Linked DNA regions of Homo sapiens: regions 1 and 3 are each linked to region 2. The links are chromatin contacts, found by Hi-C or POLR2A ChIA-PET in ENCODE. All regions are on one chromosome and are shown on one strand. The core of a region is the stretch at or near the end of the contact, and the rest is flanking DNA. Distances in the headings are between cores, read along the strand shown. Region 1 overlaps NANS (N-acetylneuraminate synthase). Region 2 holds the start of TRMO (tRNA methyltransferase O). Region 3 overlaps PTCSC2 (papillary thyroid carcinoma susceptibility candidate 2).

Region 1 (3,252 bases), core at 688-3,187, 150 kb before region 2:
GCTGTTCTCAAACTCCTGACCTCAAGCAGTTGTCCCACCCTGGCCTCCCACAGTGCTGGGGTTGCAAGCTTCAGCTGCCATGCCCAGTACCTTCCATACCTTTCCACCTCACTCCTTCCTGTTTGTGTCTCATAACACTGCTAACTAGCCCTAAGACAGAACTGAAAAAACATCAGTTTTAAATATATTTTTTCAATAAAATCTAATTTTCCTACCCTTCTCACTTCATTTGGCAGATGAAGAGAGTGCTTTCTGTTTAAAGAAGGAACCTTCCACTGAGTTTTCTTTTGTATAATGTTCATCTTGTGGGAGTGTGGTGTGGCCCACCAGGGCATAAACAGAAGCAGAAACCCCCCCAAGAGAGGGGCAGAGCGATCGGGGCAAGGAGGGGGGACAAGTGCAGAAAAACACCTTGTGAAAGCTTACCTACAGAGGCTGTAAAATCTGCATGGAATTCTGTAATTTTCAAGTAAAGAAAAAGGCCAATTCCTGCTGGAAAGGGAAGGGGCGCCTCATTTTGCCGCCTCCTGGGGAGCCAGCGCCACCCAGTGGACATTTAGAAAACTGCCACTCAGAGCCATCGGGCAAAGGGAATCTGAGTAATCTGGAAGATCCTAACTTTCAGCCCTAAGACAGTATCGCTGTGCCTAGGGGCTACTACAGGCTGGGTCAGCAACTGGTGACCCCTTTCTCTTCAGGGACTCCTTGACTTCCCCTAGCCTGCCGACCGTGCTATCGGGTTCCCTCTATCTGGGGTTCCATGCAGCCCGGCAGCCTCAGCACTCCTCTCTCCCTCCTGCCCCATAGCACAAAGTCTGTGGGAGTCTGAAGGGAGCTCAGGCATGTACAACTCTCCTCGGGCTCCCAGCTGAGTTCAACATGCAGAAATGGGTCCCATGGATAGCCTCGTTTGGGAGAAACACTACCCTGCCTTAATGCCTTCTTAGAGGGTCCCAGTAAATCAACTTAGCTGAGTTCCAAACCCAGTGTTTCCCAAACTTATTCGACTCAGAACTTTATTAATTCTGGCCAGGCATGGTAGCCCATGCCTGTAATCCCAGCACTTTGGGAGGCCAAGGCAGGAGGATCATTTTAGCCCAGGAGTTTGACACCAGCCTAGGCAACATGGCGAAATCCCGTTTCTACAAAACATATAAAAATTAGCCGGGTGTGTGGTGTGTGCCTGCAGTCCCAGCTACTCAGGAGGCTGAAGTGGGAGGATTGCTTGAACCCAGGAGGTTGAGGCTGCACTGAGCTGAGGTCGTGTCACTGCACTCCAGCCTGGGTGACAAAACAAAAAATAAACCAAAAAACCCTTTATTGATTCTAAATCAATTAATGAATGAGGGTGGACAACACGTGCCCACAGAACCCCATTTCTGTACTGTGTCCTGTGGGACACTCTGGGAACTGCTGATCTGAGTCAGGGGTAAGGAAAGAGAGGAGTGGAGCTGAGATTTTTCTAAAGTCCCTTCCTCTCCCCTCAGGTTTTGGATCCTTCAGGATTGGAAAAAAAAAAAAAGAAGCCCAGGCCAGGCGCGGTGGCTCACGCCTGTAATCCCAGCACTTTGGGAGGCCGTGGCGGGCAGATCACGAGGTCAGGAGTTTGACACCAGCCTGGCCAACATGGTGAAACCCCGCCTCTACTAAAAATACAAAAATTAGCCCGGCGTGTTGGTGTGTGTCTGTAATCCCAGCTACTCGGGAGGCTAAGGCAGGACAATTACTTGAACCTGGGAGGTGGAGGTTGCAGTGAGCCAAGAGCATGCCATTGCACTCCAGCCTGGGTGACAGAGCAAGACTCCGTCTCAAAAAAAAAAAAAAAAAAAAAAAAAAAAAAAGCCCATGGTGATGAGCTGGGGAGAACAGGGAGTCAGGGGAAGGGTGTAGCCACAAATAGGCTGGGCCAGCCTCAGGGCAGCAGCCTGTCAGAGGGCACCGTGCCTAGGACAGAGGCAGGTGCTGGAGGGAAGGGCGGCTTTGCTGGGATGGCCACTGTGTGTGAGGAGAGCATGTCCCTCAGGAGTCACCTTTTTGGTCATGGCTTCCATTTGCCTTCTCAATAGAACTTTCCTTTTAGACTAAAGACATTCTGCTGTTTCACCTGAGTTCCACAGCCTTGGTGCAACTTTCAACCAGAAGCCCTGACGGTTTTCTTGGCCTTAATAAAATTCTGCCACACCTTAACCTTTCCTCAGCACACAGAGAACGCCCTAGAACAGCATACAGTGTGGAGAAAATATGCATTCAATAAATGCCTGTTTCTATAAGGAAGTTAGGGTAGGTAAACACTGGGAGCCACTTGCTAGGTAAATACAGAACAAGGAACCAATCTACCTCCAACAGTTTGACAGAGGGCAAGGTAAATTAACTCTCGTAAAGGCTCTTAAAGAATGCACTTTCCTGCCGGGCACGGTGGCTCCCGCCTATAATCCCAGCACTTTGGGAGGCCGAGGTGGGTGGATCATGAGGTCAGGAGTTCAAGACCACCCTGGCCAACATGGTGAAACTCTGTCTCTACTAAAAATACAAAAATTAGCTGGGCATGGTAGCGGGCACCTGTAGTCCCAGCTACTCGGGAGGCTGAGGCAGAGAACTGCTTGAACCCGTGAGGTGGAGGTTGCAGTGAGCAGAGATTGCGCAACTGCACTCCAGCTTGGGCGACACAGCGAGACTCCGTCTCAAAAAAAAAAAAAAAATGCACTTTCCCTCACTGCCTGTGCCCTAGGTCAGGCAGGGGACTAGCTGGGGACAAAAGGCATTCCTCATCCAGAGGAACCTACCTGCCCAAATAGGCTGAGGCAGAAAAACTCCAAAGGGTTCTGAGTCACAGAACAGCCATCGCTGGGTGAGTGTAGACCTGGCCCTGTGCTGGCACCCCACGGGTTTAGCTCCCTGAATCCTCCAGATAGCCCCAGGAGCATCTTAACAATCCTGTTTTTACAGACGGGGGCCACTGCGGCTCCAAGGTTACATGAGGAGCCCAAGCCACACAGAGTGTGAGCACCAGGAGCTGAGCTCAGAGAGCCTGACTCTAAAACACCCATCACAGACACCAAGCAAATGGGCTGCCTGGGGAGCAGAGGGAAGGAAAACCAAGGAGGAAGCCCCGCTGCAAACACCAGACTCCTCCCTATCACCCAACTGCTCCGGGTTCTCAACCGATGCCACCTGCAGGGCACGGCCTAAAGAAGTGACTCCGCCTTGGCAGCCTCACGGGCAAGGAGGCACCTTTCTCCTAGGTCAGATCCA
Region 2 (3,487 bases), core at 62-2,561:
AATGATTTTCAAACTTGTTTCTCCAGCTGCACAGAGCTGTCCCTCCTAAAAAAAATGGCAGCCTTTTCCAAGTTGTCCTGTAAAAATGACCTGCCAAAAGACACTATATGAATTTGATCAGTTTTATCTTATTTTTTAAACCACAATCTTTAATTATTTGGCTCCTCCTGCTGGTTATTTTCTACCAGAAATCAATGACAAATGGACAGACATGGAAACATCTTTTCATGGTTGTTAGACTTTTCAATCTGTGACTCATATGCTTTTGAATATTTTATACTGCAGATGTTAACAGATAAAAAGATAAAAGATTTTAAAATTTCTCCCAGAAAGAGAATTATATACAGAGAAACTTACTAAAGGTGAGAGACAGCATTACAAGTGGGTAAAAGATAGGCTATCATTGCAAGGACAACTGGTCATTGCATGGGATTAAATGATTCTTGTTAGCTCTTAGCTTCTCAGAGCTGTCCAGAAACGACAATAATCCCCACAATGCACATGGCATGTTGACTCTTATAATTCCATTCTCACTTCAGTTCCGGTAAGGTGTGGAGCACAAGAAACAGTTCCCACTCCTTAACCCCTAGCACATAGTAGGGCTCCTTTATAACATCCACCACACTTGAAATAAGACTTATTTGGGGTTGTTTCTGACAAAGCATAACTTATATTATGGAAAAATTTCCCACCACCCAGGGATAATTTTTTTTTTTTTTTTTTTTTTTTTTTTTTTTTTTTTTTTGATACGAGGTCTCGCTCTGTCACCCAGGCTGGAGTGCAGTGGCGCGATCACGGTTCACTGCAGCCTCAAACTCCTGGGCTCAAGCGATCCTCCCGCCTCAATCTCCTGGGTAGCTGGGACCACAGGTGCCTGAGAATTCTTAACATTTCTTAACGTCCAGTCCTTCCGCTCTGTGTTAATTACATATACACATCCCTTAAAAATTAGGGTCATACTGGACGTATAGGTTACTTAATAATGTTTCGAGAGAGACATAGTTGCGAGTTCTTCATGGAGGTGTGTTCCCTCTCAAAAAGCGCGGGAAGCCGGAGTCGCATTCTACCCTAGGAGGGCGGGCAACTGTAGCAGCTGTGTGTAAGATAAACGAGATTGGGGTCCCGGAGGGGCACACGCCCGGGATAGGGTTCGAAGCCCCATGGAGAACTCAAAGCTTCCCTCAACGCCACCCTGCGCGCGCACATTCTCCTGGGTTCGCGGGACCTCGCCGGCGAGGCCACTGCGCATGCGTCAGGCATGGAGAGCGGAAGCGGAAGGTTGAATGCGTCGGGTGGGCACCTCAGCAACCAGTAGCCATGCGCGGCTTGGAGGAGTCGGGGCCTCGGCCTACAGCGACCCCGTGCGGCTGCGTTAAGCCGGCTCTGGAGACAGGTAACTTCCAACACCGGCGGTGCCACACTCTGGAGAGGTTTAGGCCCAGGCAGCGGACTTCGTTGCCGAGAGGGGTGTAAAACGCACGATCTGGAACTGACGTGCGTCATTCTTTTACCTACGGCGAAGGCACGGGTCACGTGCTGCGGAGACCACGTGATGTGCTTTGGCGAGCGGGATGACGTCATCTGGCTTGTTCCGCTTTGTTATAAGACTTGTACTGTCTGCGTAGTCTTGGCTCAGTAGCTGGAGCAGCTACGTGCAGCGTAGGGGCTTTTCTCTTAGGGGTTTCCTTGCCATAGCGTATGGGAGATGGTGTTAGGCGGGTTAGGAATTAATAAATGCCATAGAGAGGCATCCTGCGCTGTAGGAATGAGGACAGAGAAGGGGGAAAGTTTCTGGGGGAGAAAATAGTTTTAAATTGGGCCTAGAAAGACAAGGCATGAATTTGTTTCTCTTTACTCACACGTTTTCATAGAGGAATATATTAGCTTTAGAAACTGGAAAGCAAATGGAAGAAAATTAAAATAACCTGCCAGAGAAAGCCATTGTCAATATCTTGGTGTCTACCTTCCACGCTTGTTTCTTTGCATACACACTTGGAAAGTGAGGTACTATACGACCTGTTTAGTAACGTTAAAATAATTTAAAAAAAAATCTTAACAGGGCAGTTAATGTTAATTATAACACTTTGGGCCGGGCGCAGCGGCTCATGCCTGTAATCCCAGCACTTTGGGAGGCCGAGGTGGGCGGATCACGAGGTCAGGAGATCGAGACCATCCTGGCTAACACGGTGAAACCTCGTCTCTACTAAAAAATACAAAAAAATCAGCCGGGCGTGGTGGTGGGCTCCTGTAGTCCCAGCTACTCGGGAGGCTGAGGCAGGAGAATGGCATGAACCCGGGAGGCGGGCTTGCAGTGAGCCGAGATCGCGCCACTGCACTCCGGCCTGGGCGACAGAGCGAGACTCCGTCTCAAAAAAAAAAAAAAAAAATTAACACTTTGTTTTGTTATTATTAATTTTTGTAGAGGCAAGCTCTCACCGTGTTGCCCAGGCTGGTCTCAAACTCCTGGGCTTAAGCAATCCACCTGCCTTAGCCTCCCAAAGTTTTGGGATTACAGGCATGAGCCACTGCAACCAGCCTAACGCTTTGTTTTAGATATGTGCTCTAATTTAACCAGCTTCCTGTTACTGAGCATTTAAGTTATTGCCAGTTTGCATTGTTCTAAAAGAAAGCTCTTGAAGCCGAAATGTTTGTGTACATTCTAAAGTTTGAACTTTGTTAAATTTCTTGGAAGTGCTATTACCTGGCCAAATGTGCTTATTTAAAAAAAATTGTTGCACACTGCCGATTACAGGTCTCATATTTTGACAGGAAGGAAAACGCAGAAGCCAGGGCTCAGAAGTCTACACAGTATAGGTTTGGGGAGCTAGAAGTCTAAAGTGTTGGATGGAACAGGGAGGTGGGAACCTTTGGATTCTGATTGTGAAGAAACTTGAGTACCAGGCTAAGAAATACAAAGTCTGTTAACAGTGGAGAATATGAAAAGTTTAAAGTTAAAGAGTTAGCATAACACAAGAAACTCTAGGAGTGTTGAGGATTCGTCTAGAGTATTTTGAGAAGGGGAAGAACTTGCAGTGGGGACAGAAAGCCTAAGAAGGGTAATTTAATAGTACAGGTGGAAATGAAAAGGACCTGAACTTATTTTCAGAGCAAGACGTGTAGACAATCCTGTACACAAAAAACCCCACATTGATTGCTTGCTGGCTTTTTACTTATTACACAGTTAATACAGTTGTAATGTTTAAATGAGGAAAAAGCCTGAGCAGGGACTTTAAAAAGCACTCCTTGCTGGGCACCTTCTATTTTATTGGATGCTTTCCTATTTTATTAGTACTTTTACAGCTTTCCAAAGTAGGTAGTATCCCTTGTTTTATAGATGAGAAAACGGATTCAGAGAGAGAAGCTAGTTTTTCCCATGGTCACACAGCTAGTGTAGTGGCCCTGTGTTGTTTTTATCCTTTCTCCATTCTGAAACCAGTCCTAATTCTCTCATGCTCCTTTGAGGAACCACTTCTCCCCATTTCCATGA
Region 3 (3,419 bases), core at 907-3,406, 180 kb after region 2:
TAGGAACACAAGTTCCGATTTCTGACTCCTGGGTTCCCATCCTAGCTCTGTCATTTGCTGTGGGATTTTGGGGAAATTACTGAATATCGTAGAATCTCAGTTTTTGTTTTTTTTTTCATTTGAAAACTCAAGGATAGTATCTACCTTATAGGGTTGAAATAGGGATTAAACAAAATACTCTGTAAAAACACAAAATACAGGAGCTCTCAAGATTTGAAGGGCACTTACAGACTATATAATCCCATCTCTCTAACTTAGCACTGATGAGTCTCAATCTGATTTTAGGTCATCAGGGACAAATCATTTTTAATGGTTGGAAAATTATTTTTATTGTAGTAGGAACTACTAGCACATAAATCTCATTTTATTTCACAGATACAGCTTAGCAAAAATTTAATAAGCAAGTTGATATAAGAAAAACGTTGAATCAGTAATACTACAAGTTGTGAATCAGGTTCACTGTGTACTGGTTACCAACTTGTCTGAGTGGGATGAGATAGAACGCCCACACACAACAAGTTACATGAAGTGGGTTCACTGCTTACAGAGATGCAGCAAGGGACTGTAGAAGCGTAGGACGCATTTGAGGCCTGAGCCCTAAGGCTCCGGAAAGCTGTCCAGGGGAAAGGAATCTCGACTGTGTGTCTCCCACTTGTACGGCAGCGGAGGACCCTGGAAAGCAGCCTGTCCTGGGTTTTATACCCCGGAAAACAAGACTCGCTGGACTAAAGCGTTGAAAGACATTCTGTTCTGGGGAGGACTGGCACAGAGCCAGGCTGTTCCAGCCAGCCACTCCCTATCTCAGGATGTTGCCCTTCCAGCATATTCTACAGTTATTCTTGAGAACTACAAGGCAGAAAGGGGGTAGAACTGGATGAGTCCAAGGTCGCCTGGAGAAGTATCCCACACAGGTGGTACACAGACATGGCCAAATTAGAAATGCATGAAGTTCCAACACTCTGCAGTAGCCAAAGCACAAATCCAGCAGGATCCCAGACAGTGAAAGCCCATCATTCTTTTTTCTTTCCTGTGTGTGTGGTTTTGTTTTGTGTGTGTGTGTGTGTGTGTGTGTGTGTGTGAGACAGGGTCTCTCGTTCTGTCGCCCAGGCTGGAGTGCAGTGGTGCAATCACAGCTCATTGCAGCCTCAAACTTCCAGACTCAGACGATCCTCGTGCCTTAGCCTCCCTAATAGCTGGGACTAAAGAGGAGTAAGACACTGGGCCGCCTTCTTTCTTCTTCTCTTCTTCTTCTTCTTCTTCTTCTTCTTCCTTCTTCCTCTTCCTCTTCTTCCTCTTCTTCTTCTTTCTTCTTCTTTTCTTCCTTCTTCCTCTTCCTCTTCCTCTTCTTTTCTTCTTCCTCTTCCTCCTCTTCCTCTTCCTCTTCTTCCTTCTTCCCTCCTCCTCCTCCTCATCTTCTTCTCCTTCTCCTTCTTCTCCTTCTTCCTCTTCCTCTTCTTTTTTTTCATAGAGACAGGATTTCACCATGTTTTCCAGGCTGGTCTTGAACTCCTGGGCTCAAGCGAGCCTCCCCGCACCGGCCTTTGGGAGCCGACAAGGAATCCCTGTCTTCTAGTAGTCTTCAAAGCCAGATCCAGCTTGTCTAGGTTAAGGATTCGATGCCTCCAATGAGGCAGAGAAAATGAACATGCCCGTTCCCCCAAGGCCTTCAAGAGCCTCCAGGCTCACAGAGATTAACTTGTCCTCACCCGCCTGCCTGCCTTTTGTGCAGATCTCTGCATTGTCCTGAAGAAAGACTCCGGCACTCGGGCTGAAACTCCGTGTGCCGATGACCCTGGCCTTGTCCCGGGAGGCACTGGAAGGGATGGCGCCCGTCGCGCTCCTGAAGGCCCGGAGCCACCCGCTGTGAGCAGATAACCGGCAGCACTGGGCAGCGCGGAGGCGGCCCCACGAGGACTCAGCCCCGGGCTGGGAGTCAGGGATTCGCCCTGAAGCCTTGCAGGTGCCCCCGTCACCGGGCGTCGGATTCCCGCGGGACGCGGTTTTCCCCACGGCTGGGCCTCCCTTTGGGCGAGTCCCCAGCACAATGCGCGTCATCCCGCAGACCTGCCCGGCAGAGGCGGGCGGGCAGGAGCGCGCTTGGCTTCCTGTCTCGCTGAATGGCTTGAATGGGCGCTGGGCCCGTTCCTAATCCCCTAGCGGCTGACTGTCCCGGCAGGGGCGGAGGAGGGCGGGGGGGCTTGCAGCCCTGGCGTCTCCTCGCAGGCTGCAGGCAGTGGGGCCCGCCTGTTCTAGTTCCGCCTACCTTTCCAGGGTGAGACCGGCAAGGGGACTCTAGGCAGGCAGGCGCCCTCCTGGAACCTTCCGCCCTTCTCCCAGGACTATTCCTGTTCAGAGTTGCGTGTGCTAAGGTTACAAGCAGGGCGCTAGTGGTGGAGAAGAGCTTCAAGATCCAGCGCATCAGAACCGGAAACGCCCTTACTTATCATCCCCCTTCTCATTTTACCAGTGAGGAAACAAGTTCTAATGGTTCAGGAACTGCACACAATGAGTAAGTGAGAGACATAAAAGAGTCAAGGCTTCAGTCAGGTGGCCTTTCCAGTAGACCAGCTGTCTCCCAAACCTATTCCCTGCAGCATCCCCAAAGACTAGGAGATATTTAGTGCTCCTGACAAAAAAAGTTAAGCGAAGGCCCTCAGAAGTCCTGCAGTGTGTTAACGTGGACGATGTTAATGCAACCCTTTCCAAACTTACTTGGTAGCTCCTTCTTTTTTCACATGGCACCTTTTCTCAGAAGCAGAACTCTGAATCACACGATCTGGAAATTCTGCACTAGACCCTGCTGTAAATTTTCCAGAAGTGATTATGAAGAAGATGAGGATATTTCTGTTTAAAATTTGTTGAGTGTCATCCAGGTGGAAGGCTGTAAAATAAGAGGGATCCCTTTATAGATTCAGAGTCACCCGGTGCTTATTGGGCATCTGTTACTACCAGGTGTGTTCCATCTCAATTATCTCTGCTCAGCCTCCTAACAACCCTGTTGGATGATTAATAGAACCTCAACTTTACAATCGTGGAAACTGAGGCACATGGAACTGAGTAACTTGCTTAAGGTCACACAGCTAACAGCAAAAGTGGGTTTCAAGCCAAGTCTGAAATCCGGGGCCCTTGTTCTTCTGCCATGCCCCCTTGCTCCTCTTTCCATACAGTCTGTTAATGAGGCAAAAATGCTGAACTGGAAATAAAAGAAAAAACCCTGAGTTCATGCCCCATTCCACTCCTGTTGCACTGTGTGACCTTGGACAAGACCCTGTCCTCCCAGGTCTAAGGCATCCCCCCAACAATGGGAGGGTTAGAACAAGTTCCCAGTCCCTACATGACTTTCCTGCTCCAGCATCCCATGGCTCCACCACTCTGGTCCTCAGACCCAGTGGTCTAGAGGTTGTGCTATCAGGGACATA

Evidence for each region. Hi-C counts contacts between places; a loop is a spot of excess contacts on that map. ChIA-PET counts read pairs that join two places held with the same protein, here RNA polymerase II (POLR2A). Pooled maps may share reads with other maps.
Region 1: a loop to region 2 is called in a map of Calu3, with 12 times the contacts of the local background. The contact joins the enhancer-like site here to the promoter of TRMO in region 2. A Hi-C loop is called at or near these places in 7 of 168 maps with a recorded cell type or tissue (CD4-positive, alpha-beta memory T cell, Calu3, IMR-90 and 4 more), 3 of 37 single-sample maps with no recorded cell type and 16 of 50 pooled maps. POLR2A ChIA-PET finds 5 or more read pairs at or near these places in 12 of 52 experiments (A549, CD4-positive, alpha-beta memory T cell, GM12878 and 8 more).
Region 3: a loop to region 2 is called in a pooled map, with 2.8 times the contacts of the local background. The contact joins the enhancer-like site here to the promoter of TRMO in region 2. A Hi-C loop is called at or near these places in 3 of 50 pooled maps. POLR2A ChIA-PET finds 5 or more read pairs at or near these places in 4 of 52 experiments (A549, A673, Panc1 and 1 more).

The regions. Positions count from the first base shown.
Region 1 is chr9:98,071,861-98,075,112 of GRCh38, reverse strand. All of the region lies in intron 2 of NANS (N-acetylneuraminate synthase), which reads right to left. It also overlaps a transcript of TRIM14 not described here. Among named protein-coding and RNA genes, the nearest start is that of NANS, 17 kb to the right of the region's middle. RefSeq lists enhancers at 1-480, 2,941-3,252. Within about 2 kb of position 1,937, at least 2 of the 41 ENCODE cell types and tissues checked have a DNase peak (open chromatin) inside an H3K27ac peak, as active enhancers do.
Region 2 is chr9:97,920,324-97,923,810 of GRCh38, reverse strand. It overlaps TRMO (tRNA methyltransferase O), which reads left to right and starts at 1,311. Exons shown (of 5, transcript NM_016481.5): 1 at 1,311-1,393. The coding sequence starts at 1,318. RefSeq lists an enhancer at 1,259-1,708.
Region 3 is chr9:97,740,073-97,743,491 of GRCh38, reverse strand. All of the region lies in intron 5 of PTCSC2 (papillary thyroid carcinoma susceptibility candidate 2), which reads left to right. Among named protein-coding and RNA genes, the nearest start is that of XPA, 44 kb to the right of the region's middle. RefSeq lists an enhancer at 1,900-2,009. Within about 2 kb of position 2,156, at least 5 of the 41 ENCODE cell types and tissues checked have a DNase peak (open chromatin) inside an H3K27ac peak, as active enhancers do.